Regions from separate parts of the Homo sapiens genome. Here region 1 is linked to region 2. A link is a contact called in ENCODE Hi-C or POLR2A ChIA-PET data. All regions are on one chromosome and are shown on one strand. The core of a region is the stretch at or near the end of the contact, and the rest is flanking DNA. Distances in the headings are between cores, read along the strand shown. Region 1 holds the start of RAB8A (RAB8A, member RAS oncogene family). Region 2 holds the start of CALR (calreticulin).

The links. Hi-C counts contacts between places; a loop is a spot of excess contacts on that map. ChIA-PET counts read pairs that join two places held with the same protein, here RNA polymerase II (POLR2A). Pooled maps may share reads with other maps.
Region 1: a loop to region 2 is called in a pooled map, with 11 times the contacts of the local background. The contact joins the promoter of RAB8A here to the promoter of CALR in region 2. A Hi-C loop is called at or near these places in 1 of 37 single-sample maps with no recorded cell type and 6 of 50 pooled maps. POLR2A ChIA-PET finds 5 or more read pairs at or near these places in 1 of 52 experiments (Caco-2).

The regions. Positions count from the first base shown.
Region 1 is chr19:16,109,649-16,115,007 of GRCh38, reverse strand. RAB8A (RAB8A, member RAS oncogene family) reads right to left here and starts at 3,119. Exons shown (of 8, transcript NM_005370.5): 1 at 2,983-3,119. The coding sequence starts at 3,106. RefSeq lists a silencer at 3,077-3,736.
Region 2 is chr19:12,936,158-12,941,362 of GRCh38, reverse strand. It overlaps CALR (calreticulin), which reads right to left and starts at 2,754. Exons shown (of 9, transcript NM_004343.4): 1 at 2,593-2,754; 2 at 2,128-2,229; 3 at 1,732-1,935; 4 at 1,216-1,310; 5 at 911-1,120; 6 at 709-822; 7 at 476-619. The coding sequence starts at 2,683. MIR6515 (microRNA 6515) reads right to left here and starts at 879; the gene lies at 823-879. RefSeq lists enhancers at 307-934, 2,363-2,412, 1,707-2,456, 3,083-3,132, 3,203-3,312 and 2 more and a cis regulatory region at 2,514-3,152.

The sequences.
Region 1 (5,359 bases), core at 1,870-4,369, 3.2 Mb before region 2:
GTTAGGTTGGCCAAGCTCCACAGCAGCACTCCGCCCTACACTCCTCTGGGTTTTATTAACATGCCAAATTTAATTAGGAAGTGTAAACTTTATGAGGCCTAAGAATTATGAGGTCTGACCTTCAAGGTCATGGTGAATTAGACTTTCCTAGAAGACAGAAGGCTACAAATGGAAGGAGGGGAATGAAGGGGTGGGAGGGAGGGATCTTAGGGTCAGGTGCCACCTCCACCTTGCTAGGTAACTTTCACCAAGTCACATCCTCATCTGCAAATGGAAGAAAGCCTCTTTAAAGCTCAAAGTAACTCTAAAGAGGGGGGTTGGGCTGGGCGCGGTGGCTCATGCTTGTAATCCCAGCACTTTGGGAGGCCAAGGTGGGCGGTCACGAGGTCAGGAGTTCGAGACCAGCCTGGCCAACATGGTGAAACCCCATCTCTACTAAAAAAAAAAAAAAAAAAATACAAAAATTAGCTGGGCATGGTGGCAGGTGCTTGTAATCCCAGCTACTTGGGAGGCTGAGACAGGAGAATCGCTGGAACCTGGGAGGTGGAAGTTGCAGTGAGCCGAGATCGCGCCACTGCACTCCAGACTGGGTGACAAAGAGAGACTGTCTCAAAAAAAAAAAAAAAAAAAGAGGGGGGTTTGTGGGGAAGGCTGGGAAACTGGGATCTGAGTGAATGCAAGCCAGTCTGCTCACAGTTAACATCATTTCTTTCTTTCTTTTATTTTTATTATTATTTTTTAAGACAGGGTCTCGCTCTGTTGCCCAGGCTGGAGTGCAGTGACACCATCACAGCTCACTGCACCTTGACCTCCTGGGCTCAATCGATCCTCCCACCTTGGCCTCCCAAGTGGCTGGGTCTACATGGGTGAGCCACTGTGCCCGGCTGATTTTATTTTATTTTTTGTAGAGATGGGGTTTGCCATGTTGCCCAGGCTGAATTAACGCCACTTCTTGATTGGTTGGAGCACAAGAATTACCCTAAAGTTTAGCCTTGGAGTGGGGGAGGGGGAAGAATTCAGAAACATCTGTCTTCAGAGGCTGGATGCTGTCACTGCAGGAGCCATTCATTTGCTTCCTCTAGATAGCCTCTGGTTGTGGTGACAACCCCTTATTGTCTAATTCTAATCCTCAACCACCAGGGCACTAGGCTGGGCAGACAGTGTCACTCCTGCTCTAAAGACAGCAGGGCTCAGAGAGGGGTAGTGCACATTCAAGGGCAAACAGCAACTGGAAACCAGACGTAATGATTTCCAGTCAATTCTCTCTATTTTACATCTGGCATATAACTGTTTTATAAAGCACAGCTCCGCTGGGTGCGGTGGCTCATGCTTGTAATCCCAGCACTTTGGGATGCCAAGGCAGGCAGATCACAAGGTCAGGAGTTCGAGACCAGCCTGACCAACACAGTGAAACCCTGTATTTACTAAAAATACAAAAATTAGCTGGACGTGGTGGCGGGTGCCTATAATCCCAGCTACTAGGGAGGCTGAGGCAGGAGAATTGCTTGAACCCGGGAGGCAGAGGTTGTAGTGACCCGAGATCCTGCCGCTGGATTCCAGCCTGGGCAAAAGAGCTAGACTCCGTCTCAAAAAATAAAATAAAATAAAATAAATAAAGCATAGCTCCTGGAGGAGGGCAAGAATGGAATTAGCACATTATCTTGGGGTTCAGGGAGATAACACGATTCTGTCAAAGTGACACAGTAAAGCAAAGGCCATTCCCTAGGTTTTCTTGAGTCGGAATAAACTCCTGGACTTAGTGACCGTTCCCCCACTTTCCCCATCCCTAGCAGGGCTACAGAGCTCACAAGCCACTCAAATAGGTGTTACTCCTGGGTCAAACCTTTTCATTGTGGGCCAGGACTGCTTTTGTGGCACTGAGAGAGGTCAGCTCCACTTCTGTGGACATCACAACTGAGATGCACCAAGCCAATTCTGTTCAACCACAATGTGGGCTGGCCCTACAGGAAAAGCTGTTCTAAAGTGACAGCTGGAGTCTTGGGCCCTTTGATAGGGAAGTCAAGGCTGTCTGTGGCAGTGGCTGATTTAGTTTCTCGCTGAGGCTTTTATCTTGCATCTTCTTGGGGATGACAGGTCCCAGGGCAGGCAGTGCTGTCACTTGCCATTGCTGTCATTCCTGGAGCAGGATGAAAGGTGGGCAGGGAAAAGGTCCTGACTCTTCTTATCATTCCTTCTAGAGGAAAATACGCTTATGAGGGGAAGCATGGTCAGGGAGAGGGGCTCAACCTCTGAACGCTCCAGAGAAAAGAGCAGGAATGGTGTGGGTTAGAGTCCCGGCTCCAAGGTGCATTAGCTGAGCTTGTCATCAGCTGGGAGTGTGCAGTGGCATCTCTCTAGGAGAGCTAAGCCTCGAGTTTTGGGTTGAGACACAGCCAGGTTCAAATTCCATCAAATCCCATTCTCACCACGTGCAGACTGTGTGGCCTTGGGCAAGTTCCATGCCCTCCCTGAGCCTCAGATTCCTCATCTTGTCAGACGGGCTCATAACAGCACTTAACACCAAGAACTGAAGAGTGTGAAAATGCACGTGAAGCACTTGGCACATAGTAAATGCTCATTAAGGTGAGATGCCACTGTCTTTTTCCCATGGCCAATTCCCCATGACTCAGTTTCCACTTCTGTAAGGCAAGAGCCTCAAAAGAACCGCTTCGAGGGCTGCTGCTAGGACAGATCGAGAGGACGGGCGCGAAGACCCCAGCCCAAGACATAACACGCCCTAACGAGCGGGCTGAGGGTCGGAGCCTCAGTCTCCCTATCTGCAAAATGGGCACCTGGTCTCCCCCACCACGGCCCAGGAACCCCCGAACGGCGGTGCAGGCGACTGCTCTTCTCCCTTTAGGCCCCCTCGACCCTCTCAGCGCCCTCGGCCCGTCCAGCCCTGTAGATCCCTCAGCCCCAGCCCCTCAGGGGCGCGCCCAGCCCGGGCCTCCGGCGCCCCCAGCCATTCCCCGGTCCCGTTACCTATGGTGGAGATAAAAGTGGAGTTGAAGGCGTCCTCGGAGAAGCGGAACAGGACACAGGTCTTCCCCACCCCCGAGTCCCCGATCAGCAGCAGCTTGAACAGGTAATCGTAGGTCTTCGCCATATTACACTCTCTCCCCGACGGGAAGTGCGGCCAGCGCCTCTCCACTGGCCACCAGCACCGTCCATCAGCACCGAGCCCGCCCCTTATTGGCTCCAGGCCCGCTGCGCGTCACCGCGGCCGACGCCCGCCCCTGCGTCCCGCCAGTCGCGGGGAGACCTTGGGAGGGGGCGAGCGGAGCGCGGAGCCGGAAGCAGCCCGAGCGCACCTCCCATTGGCCGGCACTAGGGAGAGCACGGGCTCTGATTGACCAGCAGTGAAGAGTCGCGGGGCTTCAAATGGGGACGAGGCGGGGGCGTGGCATTATGTGGCCCCCGCCTTCCACCCCCGACTCGGGCGGCCCGGCCCCGCCCCACTGTAGGAGAGGGAAGGCAGGGAGCGGCGCCAACCGCTCGCGCGCCGGCAGCCTGGCGGGGCGTGGCTTGGGGTGCGTGCGCACGCGCGCCCGGAGTTCCGTTAGGCGACAGCAGAGGGCGCACGCCAGTAGTTGGGGCGGGTGTCTCTGGGTCCCGCCCTCACAGCTCGCGCAGGCGCAGTAGGCACCGAGGCGAGCGCGGGAAAGCAAGGTAGCGCTCTCAGCCTTGTCTGCGGCCTGCGAGTCGGGGCAGTGGGGGCCTAGGGAGGAAGGAGAGAGGAGGAGCTGTATACTCGAAAAGTGACCCAAGCCGGACGCGGTGGTTCACGCCTTTAATTCCCACACTTTGGGAAGCCGAGGCGCGTGGATCACGAGGTCAGGAGTTCAAGACCAGCCTGGCCAAGATGGTGAAACCCCGTTTCTACTAAAAATACAAAAATTAGCCGGGCGTGGTGGCGGGCGCCTGTAATCCCAGCCACTCGGGAGGCTGAGGCAGAGAATTGCTTGAATCTGGGAGGCGGAGCTTGCAGTGAGCCGAGATCGCGCCATTGCACTGCAGCGTGGGCGACAGAGAGAGACTCCGTCTCAAAAAAAATAAATAAAAGTGACCCAAGACGAGCTCCGAGGTCTGCGGCCTAGCGATCTGCTTAGAGATACCCAAGGCCTCCGCCATCTGAGCGGCTTCACCGCCACAAGCTGTGCCCGGAAGCGCGCGCCGGCCTCCTCAGGGCCCGCCCTCGGCCACCTTAGGGGTTGTCCGGGCCAGCCCGGGGATGGTGGGGGGGGAGGGGTTAGAGCAGTGAGGATGCTGGGTCCTATCTAGGGGCCAGGGCTCTCAACGTTGAAAAAACTGGCCGGGGCGTTGGCTCCCGTCTGTGATCCCAGTGCTTTGGGAAGCCAGGAGGTTGAGGGTGCAGTAAGCCGTGATCGCCCCACTGCAATTCGGCCTGGGCGACAGAGCAAGACCCTATCAAAAGAAAAAAAGGCTGGGCGCGGTGGCTCAGGCCTGTAATCCCGCACTTTGGGAGGCCGAGGCGGGCGGATCAGGAGGTCAGGAGATCGAGACCATCCTGGCTAACGCGGTGAAACCCCGTCTCTACTAAAAACACAAAAAATTACCCGGGAGTAGTGGCGGGCGCCTGTAGTCCCAGCTACTCGGGAGGCTGAGGCAGGAGAATGGTGTGAACCCGGGAGGCGGAGCCTGCAGTGAACCGAGATCGCGCCACTGCACTCCAGTCTGGGCGACAGAATGAGACTACGTCTCAAAAAAAAAAAAAAAAAAAAAAAGAAAGAGAAAAACAGAGGAGAGATACATTTGGAAAATCGGGCTTGCAGCTGGGTGTGGTGGCTCAGGCCTGTAATCCCAGCACTTTGGGAGTCAGCACTTTGGGAGGCAGGAGGATTGCTTGAGCTTAGGAGGTCAAGACCAGCCCGGACAAGATAGGGAGATCCCCATCTCTACAACAAATAAAATTAGCTGGGCGTCATGGTGCACGCTTGTAATCCCAGCACTTTGGGAGGCTGAGGTGGAGGTTCATTGGAGGCCAGGAGGTGGAGACCAGCCTGGGCAACATAGCAAGACCTCCATCTCTGCAAAAAAAAAAAAGTTTTTTGGCCAGGCGAGGTGGTTCACACCTGTAATCCCAGCACTTTGGGAGGCCAAGGCAGGTGGATCACCTGAGGTCAGGAGTTCCAGACCAGCCTGGCCAACATGGTAAAACACCATCTCTGCTAAAAATACAGAAACTAGGCAGGTGTGGTCATGTGCGCCTGTAGTCCCAGCTACTCAGGCGGCTGAGGCACCAGAATTGCTTGAATCTGGGAGGCGGAGGTTGCAGTGAGCCGAGATTGTGTCACTGCATTCCAGCCTGGGTGACAGAGCAAGGCTCCATCTCAAAAAA
Region 2 (5,205 bases), core at 1,505-4,004:
GATCGTGCCATTGCACTCCAGCCTCAGCAACAAGAGTGAAACTCTGTCTCAAAAAAAAAAATTTTTTTTGTAGAGATAGGGTCTCCTCGCTGTGTTGCCAAGCTAGGTTGAGTTGTGTAACTCCTGGCCTCAAGCAATCCTCTGTCTCAGCCTCCCAAAGTACCGTGATTGTAAGGGTGAGCCACTGTGCCCAGCCCCAGCTAACTAACTGGGTTACCTGACCACCTTCTAGGTCTTTGGGGGTAAAGAAGTTGATTTGCATAAAAGTACTTGGGGAAGTACTTGGTGCACAGCAAGTATAACCTTAAAGGGGTTGCTGTGAGGACTTCACAGGGACAGACCAGGAAGTACTGTTTACAAGAAGTACCATTTTTGAGTCAGACTCACCTGGGGTGCCTACCCTGTCCCTTTCCTCTTGGGTGATCTTATGCACTTGAGGTACCCCAGGGATCCTCCTTTTTCCTCCAAGTCTCACCTGCCAGAGGTCCAGGCCCAGCACGCCAAAGTTATCATAGGCATAGATACTGGGATCGGGAGAATACTCGGGGTTGTCAATTTCTGGGTGGATCCAAGTGCCCTTGTAATCTGGGTTGTCGATCTGCCGGGGCTTCCACTCACCCTGCAGAAGGGAGAAGGAAACCGAAGGGTGAGTAAGGTTGGTGCACTCCCCACTGTGAGCCCCAGCCCTGCTCAGAGCCCCAAACTCACCTTGTACTCAGGGTTCTGAATCACTGGGGGTTCCCACTCTCCGTCCATCTCTTCATCCCAGTCCTCGGGCTTCTTAGCATCAGGGTCAGGGATATGCTCGGGCTTGTCCCAGTCCTGGGGGGTAGATGAAGAGATCAGAGTTGGCCCAGATGTCTTCCACACCCTCCAATGTGGAGAGCAGAGCCCCTGCCCAAACACCAACCTCAGGCTTGGAGTCTGTGGGATCATCGATCTTGGCCCGCTCATCCCAGTCTTCCGGTTTTGAAGCATCAGGATCCTTTATCTTCTTGGGTGGCAGGAAGTCCCAATCGTCTTCCAAGGAGCCGGACTCCACCTGGCTGTTGTCAATCTTCACCTCATAGGTGTTGTCTGGCCGCACAATCAGTGTGTACAGGTGTGTAAACTCATCATCCTGAAGAAGGAAGAAGGTGAGCGGGGGCCACCCCCCAATGAGGCTGACCTCTGAATCTCCCCATGACAGCCATTTGCCACCACCCCCAGGCACACCTTGCAACGGATGTCCTTGTTGATCAGCACGTTCTTGCCCTTGTAGTTGAAGATGACATGAACCTTCTTGGTGCCAGGGCCACAGATGTCGGGACCTAGGTGTGAAGCAGATCCAGTTAAGAGTCAGAGACTACCCATCATCTCGAGGCTCTCACCCCTCTTTATAAAAGGAAGACCTGGTTCTTCAACTCGGGTCTGTCAAGGCTGAGAAGAGAAACTCAGACCCTGATTCTGTCCTGAATGGGCTGTGGGTGGAGCCTTAAGTTTAAAGGAGAAAAAAAAAAAATCAGTGCTCTAGAACTCAAAATCCTCATTAGTAAGATTGGGAAATAACTATATACAAACACGCAAATTAAATTAACAGCCTAGATCTGCGATCATAATGCAATAAATTGTTGCTGGGACTTATTCTTTTAGCTCCCCTTCCAAAAAAAATCATTATTAAGAAAGTCAATGGGGTCTGGGTCTCCCTCTAACTAATGGGACAGAGATCAGCACCAGGAAGCAGGCCCTCACCAAACATGATGTTGTATTCTGAGTCTCCGTGCATGTCTGTCTGGTCCAAACTATTAGGAAACAGCTTCACATAGCCGCCCCCACAGTCGATGTTCTGCTCATGTTTCACCGTGAACTGCACCACCAGCGTCTGGCCTTTGTTGCTGAAAGGCTCGAAACTGGCCGACAGAGCATAAAAGCGTGCATCCTGGCTTGTCTGCAAACCTGAGACGGGACGGTAGTGAGGTCACCGTTGGGCCTTGACTCGCGAGGACCCTCGACTTAGAGAATAGAGAAGACTCCCCCACTTCCTCCACCTGTCCTCCTCCAAGGGGACTGTCCCGGCTGTGTGTGTACAGACAAGGACTTCTGCCAGGAAGTCCTCCCGGATCTGAGCACCCACTCCTAGGCTCTTACCTTTATCTTTCTCCTCGTCACCGTAGAACTTGCCGGAACTGAGAACGAATTTGCCAAAATCTGACTTGTGTTTGGATTCGATCCAGCGGGAAGTCCACCCGTCTAAGTGGGGGATTAGAGGGGTAGGTCAGAGCGGCTGTGCTAATCCCCCCCCACACCAAACATCTGCCGAGAGCCACAAGCTGCTGGGGACAGGAAAGGAGATCCCCGACACTCCCCATTCCAACCTCTAGTTTGACACGTCGGGTGCCTTCAGAGATCCTCGGGCTAACCCTAACTCCCGCCGCGGGAGGCCGCTACGCCCTCCGCGCTCCCCAGGGACGCAGAAGAGAAATCGCCCGCGGCTCTAGTCCCGGGAGGCCACCGTGTTGGACCTCTAAACGGTAATTACGGGCGACAACGCAGATCCAGGATCGGGGGCCGGCCGCGTCGTCGGGGCGGCCTCGAGGCGGGACCAGGCGTTACCTCCGTCCAGAAACTGCTCCTTGAAGTAGACGGCAGGCTCGGCGACGGCCAGGCCGAGGAGGCCGAGCAGCAGCGGCACGGATAGCAGCATGGCGGGCCGAGGGGGCGGCAACGCGCGGGCCCTTTAAAACGACCCTCCGGCAGCGGCTCTGCAGTACGGACGGACGCCGCCGCCCGCCTTGCACTTTTATACCCACCCGCCTCTCAAACCAACCTGACCCAGCCCTTGGGCCCGCCCCTGCCACTTTGTCATTGGTCTATGCCCATGGCCGTCTTTTTCCATTGGACCTTCGTCGGTTCACTATGTTAGGCTGCGCCTCGGAACGCTGGGTTCCCAGATGGCCGATTTCTATTGGCCTCACCACCGACCAATGATGGTCGACCACGCGTGGGGGGGACGCCCACTGGTGGGGTGGGGGCCGCGAGCACCTCAGGCCAGGTCATGTGACCAGACCTGAACCCAACCCCGCCCTCGTCCGCGCGCGTCGTTGCCCATCTGGGCGTTTAAAGAAACCGCGGGAGCGCAGCTGTCTCCACGCGGGACCGGGACCCTGCCCTCAGCTTCTCTCCCTCCCATTCCCTCTAGGTGGAGGGGCTGGGCAAGGCTTTCTTAGCCAGCTCTTATCTTGCATTTGAGAACCAGCACCCCACTGCTGCTCCCCCACCCCTGCCTGGGATGGGAGAGAGCTCACGGATTGGGGCCCTTGGGGCTTCGCTGCACCCCGGTGCTACAGTCACGCGGGCCGGTGGGAAGAATGCCAGCCCTCTCCTCCTTCTGCCCCTAGAGCCCTGGCAGCCTATCGGACTGCTGCTGTGTGACCGGGGCAAGTCACTTAAGCTCTCTGAAGTGACAGACGTTCCTGAGCAGACAGAGGGGGCGACCCTGGCCAGATGCTACCCAGCAGAAATGCTTTTAACGTTTTTAAAGCTGTCCTGGGACAAGAGGGGAGGAAGGCTTAACGATGTGACTGTGACTTCTGGAGTGGGGATAGGGTTATTACCCAGATTGCAGCCGCCCCTTTACCCTCCTCTCAACCGGTAAATGAAGGGGGTCGCTGTCTGTGGTCTCCCACAAACGGCCTGGCTTTTGCAATTAAACGGCTATAGGCAGGCGAGAGGGCAGGGGGTTCCGTTTGGGGAGGGAAAAAAGACACAGATGGTAGGGACGATAAGATGCTAGGGAGATGGGCAGGACCCACCCCCCGACCCCAGTCTAGAGTCTTCTTCAGAAGCCAGAGGCACGTGACTGGCACCAGTACCCTGCCCCCACGCTGTAGAAAGGAGGAAGGAGAGCTGGGGGTTTTCCAAACTCTGGGCAAATAAGCCCTGGACCTGGGAGCGCGGGAGTGGACTATGGAAGGAGGGAATGAGGGGGATCCAGGAAAGAGGGTGGGGAGGGGGTGCTTCCTGGCTAATGGTTGTGACTCAGAAAAGAGAGGAAGGAAAAAATGAAAAGGAAAATAAAGTGGAGTGGGGGGAATGACTTGGCAAGGGTCTCTGGTTAAAAAAAAAAAAAAGAAATGGTGGCCGGGCGCAGTGGCTCACGCCTGTAAACCCAGCACTTGGGGAGGCCGAGGCGGGCAGATCATTTTAGGTCAGTTCGAGACCAGCCTGGCCAACAAGGTGAAAACCCATCTCCACTAAAAATAAAAATAAATAAATAAATAAAAATTAGCCAGGCGTGGTGGCGGGTGCCTCTAATCCCAGTACTCGGGAGGCTGAGGTGGGAGAATCGCTTGAACCTGGGAGCCAGAGATTGCAGTGAGCCAAGATCACGCCACTCCACTCCAGCCCACCAGCCCAGGTGACAGAGCAAGACTCCATCTCGAAAAAAAGACGGGGGAGAATGAACTGGGAAGTTGGGGTTCTACCACTTCCTCTAGGTAGTATTCAGTATTGCCTAGTCTGGTCCCCCCCATGAGGATCCCGGGGACCATCCCAGGCCTCTTGCTGACCCTTCCTCCTGTTCCTGTGTCAGGCACCTGTGGGCTTGGCGCTTCCTACTTGAGGTTAGACACTGCCTGTTTTGTTCACTTCGCATCCTCCAGTGTCACCTGCAGCACCTGGCACAGAACAGGCTTAAAAAGTACTTGCTGCATGATAGAAGAGAGGAAGGAAGGACTCTTGTGGAAATTAACTAAAAACACACGGGGCACAGTGGCTCACGCCTGTAATCCCAACACTTTGGCAGGCCAAGATGGGAGGAATGCTTAAGGCCAGGAGTTCAAGACCAGCCTGGGCAACATAGCAGGAGGCCATTTTTACAAAAACATTTTTTTTAATTGCCAGGCGTGGTGGCGCCTGCCTGTGTTCCCAGCTACTCAGAAGGCTGAGGCAGGAGGATCACTTGAGACCAGGAGGTTGACGCTGCCGTGAGCTGTGTTGTTGCCACTGCACACTCTAGCCTGGGTTACAGAGCAAGACCCTGTCTCAAAAATAAATAAAAATAAGCCGGACATGGTAGTTCACACTTATAATCCTAGCACCTTGGGAACCTGAGGCAGGCAGATTGTTTGAGCCCGGCAGTTCAAAACCAGCCTGGGCAACATGGTGGAACCTCATTCTTACAAAATATATATATGTACACATATGTAATATATTATATATGACATA